Linked DNA regions of Homo sapiens: region 1 is linked to region 2. A link is a contact called in ENCODE Hi-C or POLR2A ChIA-PET data. All regions are on one chromosome and are shown on one strand. Each heading gives the region's core, a stretch centred on a gene start or an enhancer-like site at or near the end of the contact. The rest is flanking DNA. Distances are from core to core; before and after follow the strand shown. Region 1 holds the start of EDIL3-DT (EDIL3 divergent transcript). Region 2 holds the start of MEF2C-AS2 (MEF2C antisense RNA 2).

What was found. Hi-C counts contacts between places; a loop is a spot of excess contacts on that map. ChIA-PET counts read pairs that join two places held with the same protein, here RNA polymerase II (POLR2A). Pooled maps may share reads with other maps.
Region 1: a loop to region 2 is called in a pooled map, with 9 times the contacts of the local background. The contact joins the promoter of EDIL3-DT here to the promoter of MEF2C-AS2 in region 2. A Hi-C loop is called at or near these places in 1 of 37 single-sample maps with no recorded cell type and 5 of 50 pooled maps. POLR2A ChIA-PET finds 5 or more read pairs at or near these places in 1 of 52 experiments (activated T-cell).

The regions. Positions count from the first base shown.
Region 1 is chr5:84,378,373-84,384,006 of GRCh38, forward strand. EDIL3-DT (EDIL3 divergent transcript) reads left to right here and starts at 4,050. Exons shown (of 4, transcript NR_183295.1): 1 at 4,050-4,166. All of the region lies in intron 1 of EDIL3 (EGF like repeats and discoidin domains 3), which reads right to left.
Region 2 is chr5:88,672,896-88,678,741 of GRCh38, forward strand. It overlaps MEF2C-AS2 (MEF2C antisense RNA 2), which reads left to right and starts at 3,323. Exons shown (of 4, transcript NR_146284.1): 1 at 3,323-3,368. The region is part of intron 1 of MIR9-2HG (MIR9-2 host gene); the gene reads right to left. RefSeq lists enhancers at 2,295-2,394, 2,832-3,397.

The DNA.
Region 1 (5,634 bases), core at 2,800-5,299, 4.3 Mb before region 2:
TCCCCACCCCAAACCCTCCCAACTGCATGTACCCAGTTTTTTGTACTGCAAAGTATCACTGCTTTTACATATACTATTCGAGTCTCCTCTTTGTCTAAAAGTTGGCATGTTTTACTGCTCTGATTAAGCCTGACCTATTACTTCATATGCTTTTCACTTTCTGGATTCAGTTTATAGAGGACCCAGAAACTTGAAAGCCAAGAGAAATAAGCTTTTCTATGATACATGATCTAAGACCTAACTATGACATCTATTTTTGTGGTCAGAAGTTTCTGATTCTTTATCCTAGGTTCTCAGCTATGTGGTATGTGGATGAAGCTTCAAGGCAAGTGGCTTCTCCACAAGTGAAGTGGATATAAATTACTGTATACTTGATAGCTTTAGGCAGGACAGTGTGATCAAATCAAGGTGTAAAATCCTGAGTTGCTCCATGATTTAGATCCCAATTTATTTCCACTTATGTTTTAAACTTCAGGTTTGGTAGGCAGAGGTTTGACATTATCATCTTCCTTTTCTTTCCTCACAAAAAGATAAGTTACAAGTTTCACAACGTTTCAAAGGTTTGCAATCTTTTAATAATGATGACAAAATATCACTATCAATTTTACAGTAGATGTTGTGTCCTATTTGCCATATAACAAGGAAATGAGGGAGGAGGGGAGAGGAGGAGAAAGAGACGGAATGAAGGAGAGAGAAATTTTTATCCTAGGAGAACTCTGACACAGAAAGAATGCCACTGGAAACCGACTATTTGGCACAATGTCAGTGACTGTATAAAAAAGCTCCTTAAAAGGGTATAATGGTGAATCTGTAACATAGTTTTGAGGGCTACATCAGCAGATGCTGGAACTACAAGTTATCAGTTAAAGGTCAATTGCAATCAAAATAAATTAGTTCAAGTCCCTGACATCAATTGATGCAGAGGAGTCACATATATAGAAATTAATAACTGGCTTAAATGGGATATAACAAAGCTTTATTTATCATGACATTTGTCTCTTTTGGCCACATGACTTGTTTTATGTAGAATCTTGCAAGATCTAAAAAACATACACTTTACCATAATGACAAAAAGAGTAAATAAAAGCATTCATCTCTTTCCAGTGCAGTAGATGCATAGGAATAGTTGAGTGTGTATGTCTGTGTAAATCAATATAACAGAACTGCTATTTATGAAACTTATAGTTCATATGAAGAATAAGCTTAGAAATCGTGGTATAAATTTCATTAATAATTGTTTTACTACAAACACCTCATAGCTCTCTGTGTTTTTCCTTGGAAGGTACTTAGAAGACTCCCTCTAAAGTAATAGTTCAACCTAAGTGTGCACTTGAATGTCTGTGTTTCCAAGTTAAAATCCTATGGTAGAAGGATTCTACCTTACAATGCCCTCTTTTTTTCTTCCTCAGGGAAGCAATGAAAACTAACTAATAACATTAGTTTCGTAAAGAGTAGAAAGTTACTTTATGTGGATCTGCAGATTCACATTTATGACTTGACTTCTTTTATTTTTCCTTTTATTTTATTTTTTCCTTTAAAAGATCTTCGTTGATTATCCTGACATCTGCTGGTGAGGGCACAGTTGATTCTAGTCTACTTTTCCCTTCAACAACTTGCTCAAATCAAAGATTTTTAGGGGTATTTTCAGTGACAAGTGGTAATACATTCAGTTTAAGTATTTATAGTACTTAAATTCTTGCTGTATCACATAGGAAACCATGAGAAATATTTTAATAATTACTTCACATTGGCAGTCATTTGACTCTGTCTATAAATACATGTTTGCTTTGATTAAGCAAACAACATTATAATCATTACATGGACTATGATAAAAATAAAAAAATCATTTTAGAAGAATATTTATATAGTCTATAACTATAGAACATCTAAGGAAGATGCTAAGCGTCTTCCTTAAAACACAGAGAAGAACTGAATAATAGGAATGGCTTAGCTTTGGTTTTCTGCTTTTTAAAATAATAATGTTAATTTTCAACCTACTTAGCAAATAAAAAGTAAATGATTAACTATGACAGAAGCCATTAACACTCAACACATATTTGCAAAATTTGCTATTTTTTACTCAGTATCCAAATGTTATGATTTACTTCTGACTTGAACTGAGTTCTGAAGCCTGCACTGTTTCTTTGGAAGAGATACAATGAACCTATTACATCCTAATCTTACTCAAAGCTATTGCACCTGCAAGTGTGTGCAGTAAACAACAAATATCAGAATTACTTTTTTAGGCTTCAAGAAACTCTCAAAGGAGGCAACTTTTAAAAAATTATACACTAAATGATAATATATACAGTTCATCCCATTATGCAAAATCCTTCAAAAATGAAAAGTTTTAGCTAATTAAAACTTTATCTTGAAATTAATAAAATTAACAGCTGGTACTACTAATTTAACTCTAAAAACTGTCAAGCTTTTACTTTTAATGGTATCGAGTGACCATGCTACTTTATTTTAGTCATGTATATCTTATTCCTTCCCTTTACATTGCTATAATTTTATTAGAAGAAAAAAATCACATGTATCTAGAGAGAAAAGCAAACTTTATTAAATATTTATTTAAAATACCCTAGATTTTGAATACATGATTTATATGAACATTGATGTCAATATATTTGAGAAAATTATGACATAGTTTTAATTTAGAAAAGTATTCAGAAATACATTTGCCTACTTTTGAAGATTTTTGCAACTTCAAGATCAAAGAAGGAAAAATAGACCATCTCAATTTTTTCCTGATTTTTAAAAATTATTTTAAGTCTTTTCCCAAAACCATATACATTTAAAACAAATACATTTTAATTCTAAGGAAACATTTCAGGAAAAATCAGAAAAACATTTTCAGAACCAGAGGAAAAAATTGTGTGTTGTATCACCACAGTGGCCAAAATATTGCAATACTGTCAAACTTTCACATGAGAATACTTCATTTTCACTTAATTCTTATTTTAATTTGATATTTCAGAATTATTTTTGTATGTTTTACCTTGACTCTGAAGTTAGCATTTATTTTTAAGGTATAAAATTTAATGGTCAGGTAAATTAGGCAACGAAGACATCAATGTGTAATAATAATATAATAAGATAAAAGAAACTCCTTATTTCTGTATAAATGTAACTATACTAATCATAAAAGGTTAGTGTTGTTATCTGGAGTGAGACTGTTCAGGTATTAATTTATTCTCATGTAAAATTAACTAAAAATCGCCATTGATTAAAAAAAGAAAATGCAAATGCCAATGATTCATAGTATTTAGGACATGTCTAGACATTTTTAGACAGTGCCATTTGCTTAAAGACTTCAGGCACAAACTGCAGGCACAGGGACAGATTGCATAAGATGTCACGTGCTTGCTGCAACTGTATGCATGTTATTGAATTTTTTAGAGCAACCCATACCGTGAATAATTTAATAGTTAATAAAATATTCAATCTGACTGATCCATTGGTTTAATTTTAAAATAAAGACGACTAATAAAAGGAGTTACATATCCTTATCAAATCCCAGGCATTAATGCAAGTAAATTGCAACCCATACGTAGGGAAAACACCAATTTCTAAGAGACATGAGATTAATGATTGGGGGCGGGAAGGAGTGCAAGGAAAATTCTGTGTTAGCACTGGCTTCAATAAGTTTGCCGGAAGTTTAATTGTTTGGAGCTGTCACGGAAGCTGTACTCTGCCTTCTGCAGAGGTGAGGGAGAAAAAATTAGAGAGGTGCAAGTTTTAACAGAAAGGGCTAATGCAAAATGGTCTATTTATTTTTCCTCAAGCCTTTCCCCTGTCCTCACAAGCTAGCTGGGGGAAAAAGGGAGAAATCTCCTGAAGAATATGGAGCATCCAGCTTCCCGAGCATTGTCTAAGAGAACCAGGATGGAGAGTCCAGGCAACATCTCCATGGTTGGCTTGTCTGGCGGAGTAAGCTGTGCCCTCGGCGCGGGTATCTTCAGGAGACAGAGCTCCTGGCTGCAGCGAGCCGGGACTTGCCGCGCCCCGGGGCTCCCTCAATCAGACCCAGCCAGGCAAGCGCGGCCACATAGGCAAGCGCGGCCACATAGGCTAGACGCACTATCTTCTCCTCTACCCCGCGCCGCCCTCCACCTCGGAGCGGGGACGTACGGTGGTGGCGGTGACACAATGCGAGTGAGTGGGTGAGTGTGTTTTCGTGTTTGGGGTGGAAACGTAGGCGGGGAAGAGAAGGAGGAGAGGGGAGTGCCTGCAGTCCTTCCCCCTTCCCTTCCTGCTAAGAGATCAAAGTGCAGAGGAAATCCAGACGGGAAATGAGAGAAAGGAAAAACAGCAGCCGTGGAAGCACTCTCTTTTTTATATCGCTGGAGACTCGGCCGAGCAACTACTGGAACCATTACCATTTCTTAACCTTTAGTGGAGTGGCTGCCTTTGCCTATTAACTGGAAGGGCACTTTGTAAACGCAGGCGAGGCACACACCTACACACACGCCTACACGCTGGGGGAAAATAACCACATTCTGGGGGACGGAGGGAGGCCCAGGCAAGGCGCGGCCATGGATCTCTACTGCCAGAGCTGCGAGGGCATCTGGCCAGCAACACCCGGCTTCTTGGGCGAACAGTCGCCCAAGAGTCCACAATTTTCTTGTGACTCAAATAGATGGATAGGTGCATGGATGGATGGTGCAGAATATTCATACTCTGTCTAATCTCAAGTGGACTGGAGTCAACGCATTTTTAAATCCATCTACCTTTTTTAGAGGCACAGCATTTAAAACCCTGTAGTTCACTCAGCTTTCCACTTGAAGCTGCCTGCAGAGGATTCTATTACCCGCGGATCCCTCACAAGGGGCCGCCCGCATCTGTGAGCGCAGGAGTGGCACAGCTCCCCCAGGCACAGCTCCCACTCGCCTCCCCACACACCCTGCTGCCCCCGCTGCCCTTTTCCGGCGACTACTTCAGCCCCGGCCAGCGGTGAGACCCAGGTCAGCACAAGGGTTTGTATGGACAAGCTGCACCTCGCAGGGGACCTGGAAGTCGCCTAAACTACTCCAGCAGGACACTCGTCGAAGTCCTGCGTTTTCTTTTAAATGCTTTTTTCTTTTTAATTTAATTTGATTTTTATTTTTCTGTTTTTATTTTTTCGTGCAATTCACAGAAGGCATCACCCTACAAGCTCTCACAACTTTTCCGCTCCTGTGCGGGGACGCGAGGGGTGGCTTGCCCCGCACTATTCCCCATTACCAAGAGTTAACACTGGTACTCGGAGGGGGTGCGCAGCTAAGCTCCAGGCCCCTGGGGTCAGACTAGGAGAGGCGGGTTCCTGGGGTTTGCTGTAATCGATGCTGCTCCTCTGGGATGGGGAGGCAGGAGAAAGCTGAAGTGACCTGTGAGACTCCTCTCCACCTCACCCGCGGCCAAAACGCCCAGCGCCGGGTCTGGGTTTGCGAACGGCTCAGCCCAGGCCCTGCGCCAGAGCACCGCACCCGGGGGCGGACGGCCCTGCAGCTCCCCAGCCTCTTCCCGCATCAACTAGCTGACGCCCGGGCGCACTGGCTTCCCCCGCTCCCGCCCGCACGAAAGCCCTGCCCGACGTCTGCAGTCAGCATCGCCCGCACTGCCTAGGGAGGGTTTGCGCCGAGACCCAGTGGC
Region 2 (5,846 bases), core at 2,073-4,572:
GGCCGCGGCGGGCACTGCTGGCCTCGCGCCGCGGGCGAGCTGCAGCCTGAGGGCCGCCACGATACTCACTTGATCTCCCTGCGCCAGGCAATGCTGCCCCCCAAATCCAGCTGGGCAGGAACCGAGGCGCCGGCTGAAAGACAAGATCCAAAGTCACAGCACGGCCGCAGCACACAAACAGGCTTCTTTCGGCGTCTCCAAAAAAAAAAAAAAAAATGTTTTTCTCATCATTCCTCTCCCCTGCTCAACACATTTAAAACTGCCGCTCAATTCCACATGGTGATTCTTGGTTGATTGCGTCTAAAATAGTTTAAATGGGTCTTCCCTTCTGGGGAGAGGGAGAAGGGCGCAAAAGACCAAGGAGTAAAAAAAAAGCCAACTTTTACCCCCCATGCCAGGCACTTGCTCCCTGAGCCTCGGAGTGGAGAGTGAAGTGGTGTGTGCGAGGCTTGGCAAGTTTTTGGGGGGGCTGTCCAAGGTCTAGTCCAGCCCCCTCTGCCGAGGAGGACGTGCTCTGAAACTCAACCAATTTCCCCACTGCTTTTGTTACTGATGAACTGAAGCCCTATTGTTCATCCATTGCCACGGTCTTTTTCAGTCCCCACACTACGTTCTGCGTTGCCAGAGATAATGAATTTGCACCCAAACCTCTCATAGTCCCCTCCTGACAGACGGAACAAATTAGAAATGTCTCGTCTGAAGGAAGGCAATGGCTACATTTTCCTATTGTAGGATGCAAAGCACACATTTCTTTGGAAACTTCTTTTGCTTTTTTCTTTTTTTTAAAATCCTTTTCTTCTCTTTTTCTTTTTTCCTCCAGTTTTTTTTTCTCTCTCTTGGTTTCTTAAGATTCTTCTTTTTTTTTTATTACAGAATCTCCCTGTCGTTTTTCCAATGCACTGTTTTATGTAACTTGTGAGTCTTCCTAACCTTCTTCCCCTTCTTTCCTCTCCTTTCTTAAGGACTCCCTTTGCAATTTTATTTACAAACTTGGAGAATGACCTTTTGACTCGCAGACTTTTTTTTTTTTAAAGGTCTTTTGGTTCAAGTCCCCCTTCTTCACTCCTCCCCGTTTGTGTCGTGGTTGTTAAATGTGTTTAGCTAAAGACAAGCAATGCATTCTAAAGAATTTTATTCTCTAAACTCTAGAGGTATTCTAAATGTACCAGGGACGCGCCATAGGGGTCATCTATTTGAGGAGGAAGAAAAAGCGGGTGTGTGTGTGTGTGTGTGTGTGTGTGTGTGTGCGCGCGCGCGCGCGCGTCTGCCTTCCACGGAAAGAGAGACGGAGAGATGTGGGAGGGTGGGGGTGGAAGTATGCAGACAGAGAAGGGTGGGGGCTTCGAGGGGAAGGTGGGCTTCCTGCAACACAAGCGGAGAGGCTGTCAGGGGTGTGGGCACGGGGGTGCGGGGAGGCGGTGCAGGAATCCGTCCCGCCGAGTGCCGTCGGCCCCTGTGGGCCTGTTTGCGCGCCTGGGGCTGGCCGCATTCTGGGCGCGGGTGTCTGCGTGCCGGGGTGGTAGTTCCGAGCCTGCGCGCGTGCGACCGGGTACGGGAGGGGGAAGAGTGCCGTAAAAATTCAGACGAGTGGCCCGTATGTAAATGCAGCCCGCGGGGAGCAGGGAGGCGGTAATGACAGCCGCTGGCGCTCAGCCCCGCCGGCGGCCCCTAGCTTTCCCGCCAAGTGCAGCCGGAGGACAGACAGCCATGCGTGTCCTTGGCGGGAGAGCCCCCACCCGCCGCGCGCGCCCGACCCCCGCGCACACGCACACACTCCCCTCGCAGGCGTGGGGCCCAATGGCCACGAACATGTCAGGAAAACAAAGCTGGGGCTGCGAGGTGGAACGATGAAACGGCACACTTGGCGGCCGAGGGCAGAGCGGAGAAGTCGCCACCACAGCCACCGGCGCCCCTTTCTTGCCTGCTCGTAGATCTGCCCTCCGGCCCAGAAGAGGCCGAGGACCATTTCTTAGCTGCCCCAGAGGAGGGGGCGAGCAGAGGAGGGGGCGGATGTGCACAGGGAGGTGCCAGCGGTCCGGTGCGCGGGCACGCACACGCCGGCGCGCAGGGCTGCCGCGGGCGGAAGGAGGGGAATGACAAGGCCTCGGCCGCGTCTCGGAGAGGCACTACCTCCGCGCTGAGGCCGCTGAGTTTCAAGTGCAAAACACCAGGCCAAATCCGGCAAGGCGGCGGCTACAGAATGGCTCACACTTCAAGCCTCCTTCCTCAAACAATCCGATGGGAAGGACCTGGCTGTTCAGGGGAAGCCTTTGCTGGCCTCTCTTTTTACATGGGGTGAAGTCGAACCCCAATCTAGGAGCCCTGGCCTAGATGGCTCCGCAGATGAGTCCCAGACGTGGCCATGGAAAGACTGATCTCTCTCTGCTCAGAGCGCCTGCCTCGGTGCTCACTAGCGCAAGCACCTCCCAACACACATACATACATACACACACACACACAACACAGCACTCCCATCACATTAAAACGCGCGCTCATGATCCTGCCGTTAATGAAGCCGAGGCGCATAATGAGTGCACAGGTAAATAGGTACCGAAACCAGAAGACTTCACCAGTCGGCTGGGCGATTTACCTCTCCCTACAGGGAGCACTTGTAGTTATCGTGTTTTAGGAGTGATTTGCTGTTGTCTGTGGTCTCTCGCTCCTCTTCTTGTGGAGAGAAGCCAAAAAATATATATGTTCCGTGGTCAGAGTCTTCTTTCTGATAAGCTACCCGAGCATTGGTCTAAAACATCTGTTTTATCTGTTGATTTTGGTTTGTTGTTTTGGGGAGTGTTGCTTTTCTGAGGGAAGCAAAAGAACGTGTGTGTGGTGGGGCTGGAAGCTCAGGGCAAGAGTCTGCGTGTGCGGCCGGAAGGCTGGCGAGTCTGAGAGCCGCGCGGTGCAGAAAGAAGGCGGCGGCTTGTCCTCCCCCGGGGCCGGCACTGGTCCCTTGGCACCCCGGCCTGGGCTCGGCTACTGCCGCCGCCGCCCGCGCTCTCGGGCTCCGCCGGCTGCCGCTCCGTGTTTTCCCCCATCCCGGCTTCACGTTCAAGGTTTAGCTGCGAGGTCACGTCCATTGACGTCAGCTCCCTGTCTCCCTCTACGTCCGGCTACATTTACATACATCAAGGAAATTAGGGCATTAAAAAAATATGCAAATCCTGCGCGAAGAGGAGCGGGTGCATTCCTGGCGCGATCGCCTTTTATTGAAGCTTTTAATTAAAGGGGCCAGTTGGCGAGCCCCTGAAACAACCGCCAAAACCCCCCAAAAGAGAAAAATAAACGCTGTAGCCTTCGAGAACGGTTGTTTCGGCTCCTGTTCTGTGGGCGGCTGAGGACCGCCGGCTGCCCGGCTCGGAGAAGAACAGGTTAGAGGAGGCAGCTCCAGCCCATGCATAATCAGGGCTCCGCGGCGCCTCCATTCTTTCCTCCTCCTCCTCCTCCTCCTCCTCCTCCTCCTCCTCCTCCTCCTCCTCCTCCTCCTCCTCCTCCTCTTCCACCTCTCCTCCTCCTCCTCCTTCTCCTCCACCTCCTCCTCCTCTTCTTGCTCTCGCTCCTGTTGGTTCCAGCGTGTATTATTTTTAATACTGATGCATATGTAAAGGTATATTTGCATTTTTTAATTTGCGAGAATTTCAGATTTTGTCATTTTATTGGTTCCCTTTCCCTCTTTTTTTTTTTGGAGGATTTTTATTGTTGTTATTTTATTATGTCTATGTGTCTCTCTTGTCCCTTTCTGTCTTTTTTGGCGAGTGTCTGCTGCTGTCTCTTGCTAGATAATATACACAGTTACCTCCCTGCTTCTGTTTATTTAAGGTTACAAATATGCACATCTGTCATGTATGCAATGCCAGCTGTATAACCTCCTGGTTTGGTCATAAAGGAAAATACACATTTTTTTTTCTTTCTTGACATACCTTGATGGGCTGTAGTGCCCATCGCTCAAGGCTCAAAGTTTGATTGTCTAATTAACTTCATATTAGCAGAAACACAGTTCGGGGCCAGTGCTTTCGAGATAATGTATGTATAAGTGAAGTGATTCCAAAGATTTCTAAATAATTTTTGTGCTGATTGCCTGAGAGGTGCGGCATTCCCCGCCCTATTGCTTTCTAGCATTTCTTATTGAAAAAAATATATATATTTTAAAATGGGTAGACACAGCAATGGACAGCCTTCTGCAAGGAAGACATTTTCAACCATGTTGTATGTTGTACCTTATTGGCTGCATTCAAAATTTACTGAGTTTCATTTTTATCTTAATATGGCTGGAAACAAGGCACATTATCTTGACTGAAAAGCATCCTTGATTCCTGACTTTGAAATGAAAGCAAATACACAAATAAAACAATTGGCTATATTAAACCAGTTGATGTGGCTTAAAATATACAGGCCTTGAGTTAGATTTCAAGCAATGGTAATCTTGTTTATAGGATCGGATTCTCTTTCTTGGCAATATAGCTATGCAGCACGATGGCTTTTTTCCACCTTTTAATTCCCCCAAGCTATCATTTAAAAAAGACTCAATCTATAATTGCAAACCCTGAAAGAACAGCAAGTATGCACACATGCAGCTTATTCAATTAAACAAGTCCAAGTACATGCACAGGTAATTAGTTTTCTTATGAATGACTTACCTGCACAGATACTCAGGCCAAGACTCAGCCCTCCCCAATGGCCTTCATGTATAAATATTCACATGTATTTCCCCCTATTTCAAACCTAAAGCGGTATGCCATCTTTCATGCTGGACTATCCAGCATCCATTTTCAGCACCCTTAACTCTTATGGAATTTCCAGCCTTACCTCTGGCTGTAGTTTTTCCAAGCCTACACCAAAGTGCTCATATGATATGTCACCCAATAAAAAGTGGTCAGATGGCTACACGTATGACATTAAAAAGCAGAAACACATTCATCCTTCAGGTTCGCCTTTACCTTGCCATATATAGCAAGATTACGTTTCCTAAAATACATTTTCAGCACATTTTATGAATAATTGCAGGATTCCACAACTGATTGCAGAATAGCCGGTTTCTGGGGGGCACCTGGCTGAGTGAAACAATTCGGCAGGCTCAAGGTCTCTTTGAGTTTGGCTGCAGTTAAATTGCGCGTGGCTGTTTGTTCCTGCCTGGACTCTCCCACATACCTGCCTACCTTTATGTAGGATCAGGACAAACACACCGGCCACGTTGCAGGGCATAGAGTGTCGGTGCATATATTTAGATGGCAGTAGCAAGGAACGCGTGCGTGTACGGCTGAGCATGCATGTGTGTACAGATGCGTGTGTATGTGCGCGCGCGCGCTATGTGACAAGGAACACAGAGAGGTACACCTCTTATCTCTGATCTCTCTGTAATCTCCTTTTCTGTTTCTAATCTCCCTTATTGGCGCATGGTAGTAACCCAAAGCGTGTGAACCGTCACCGTCGCTGCCGTGTGCGCGCTGTGGCTTACCCCGAGGGCCGGTGGCTCGGTGACTCGCTGGCTAGGTGGGTGTTGGGGAAGAGGGTGGGTAGCGTCGCTGCCGCTGCCGCCGCGGGTCCGGGTGCTCTGTCCCAGCCCGGCAGCCGAGCGCGCAGTGTCGGAGCCCCCTCCCACCCCGCCCTCACCCCCATCCTCCCCTCCCCTCCCTTCTGCGCCTCCCCCAACCCCCCGCCCCGCATTACCATATGGAGGCCGAGTCCCTGCGAATCACAGCAGCAGCGGGAGGTATTTGAATAAGCCCCGCAACCCCGCGCAGACCCCAACTCCTCCGAGAGCAGCATGCCCTGCACCAAGAGCCACCACTCTGGCCGGTAACCTGGCAGCGACAGACAACTCCCCAAAGTGCCCTGCGCGCGGTGGAGAG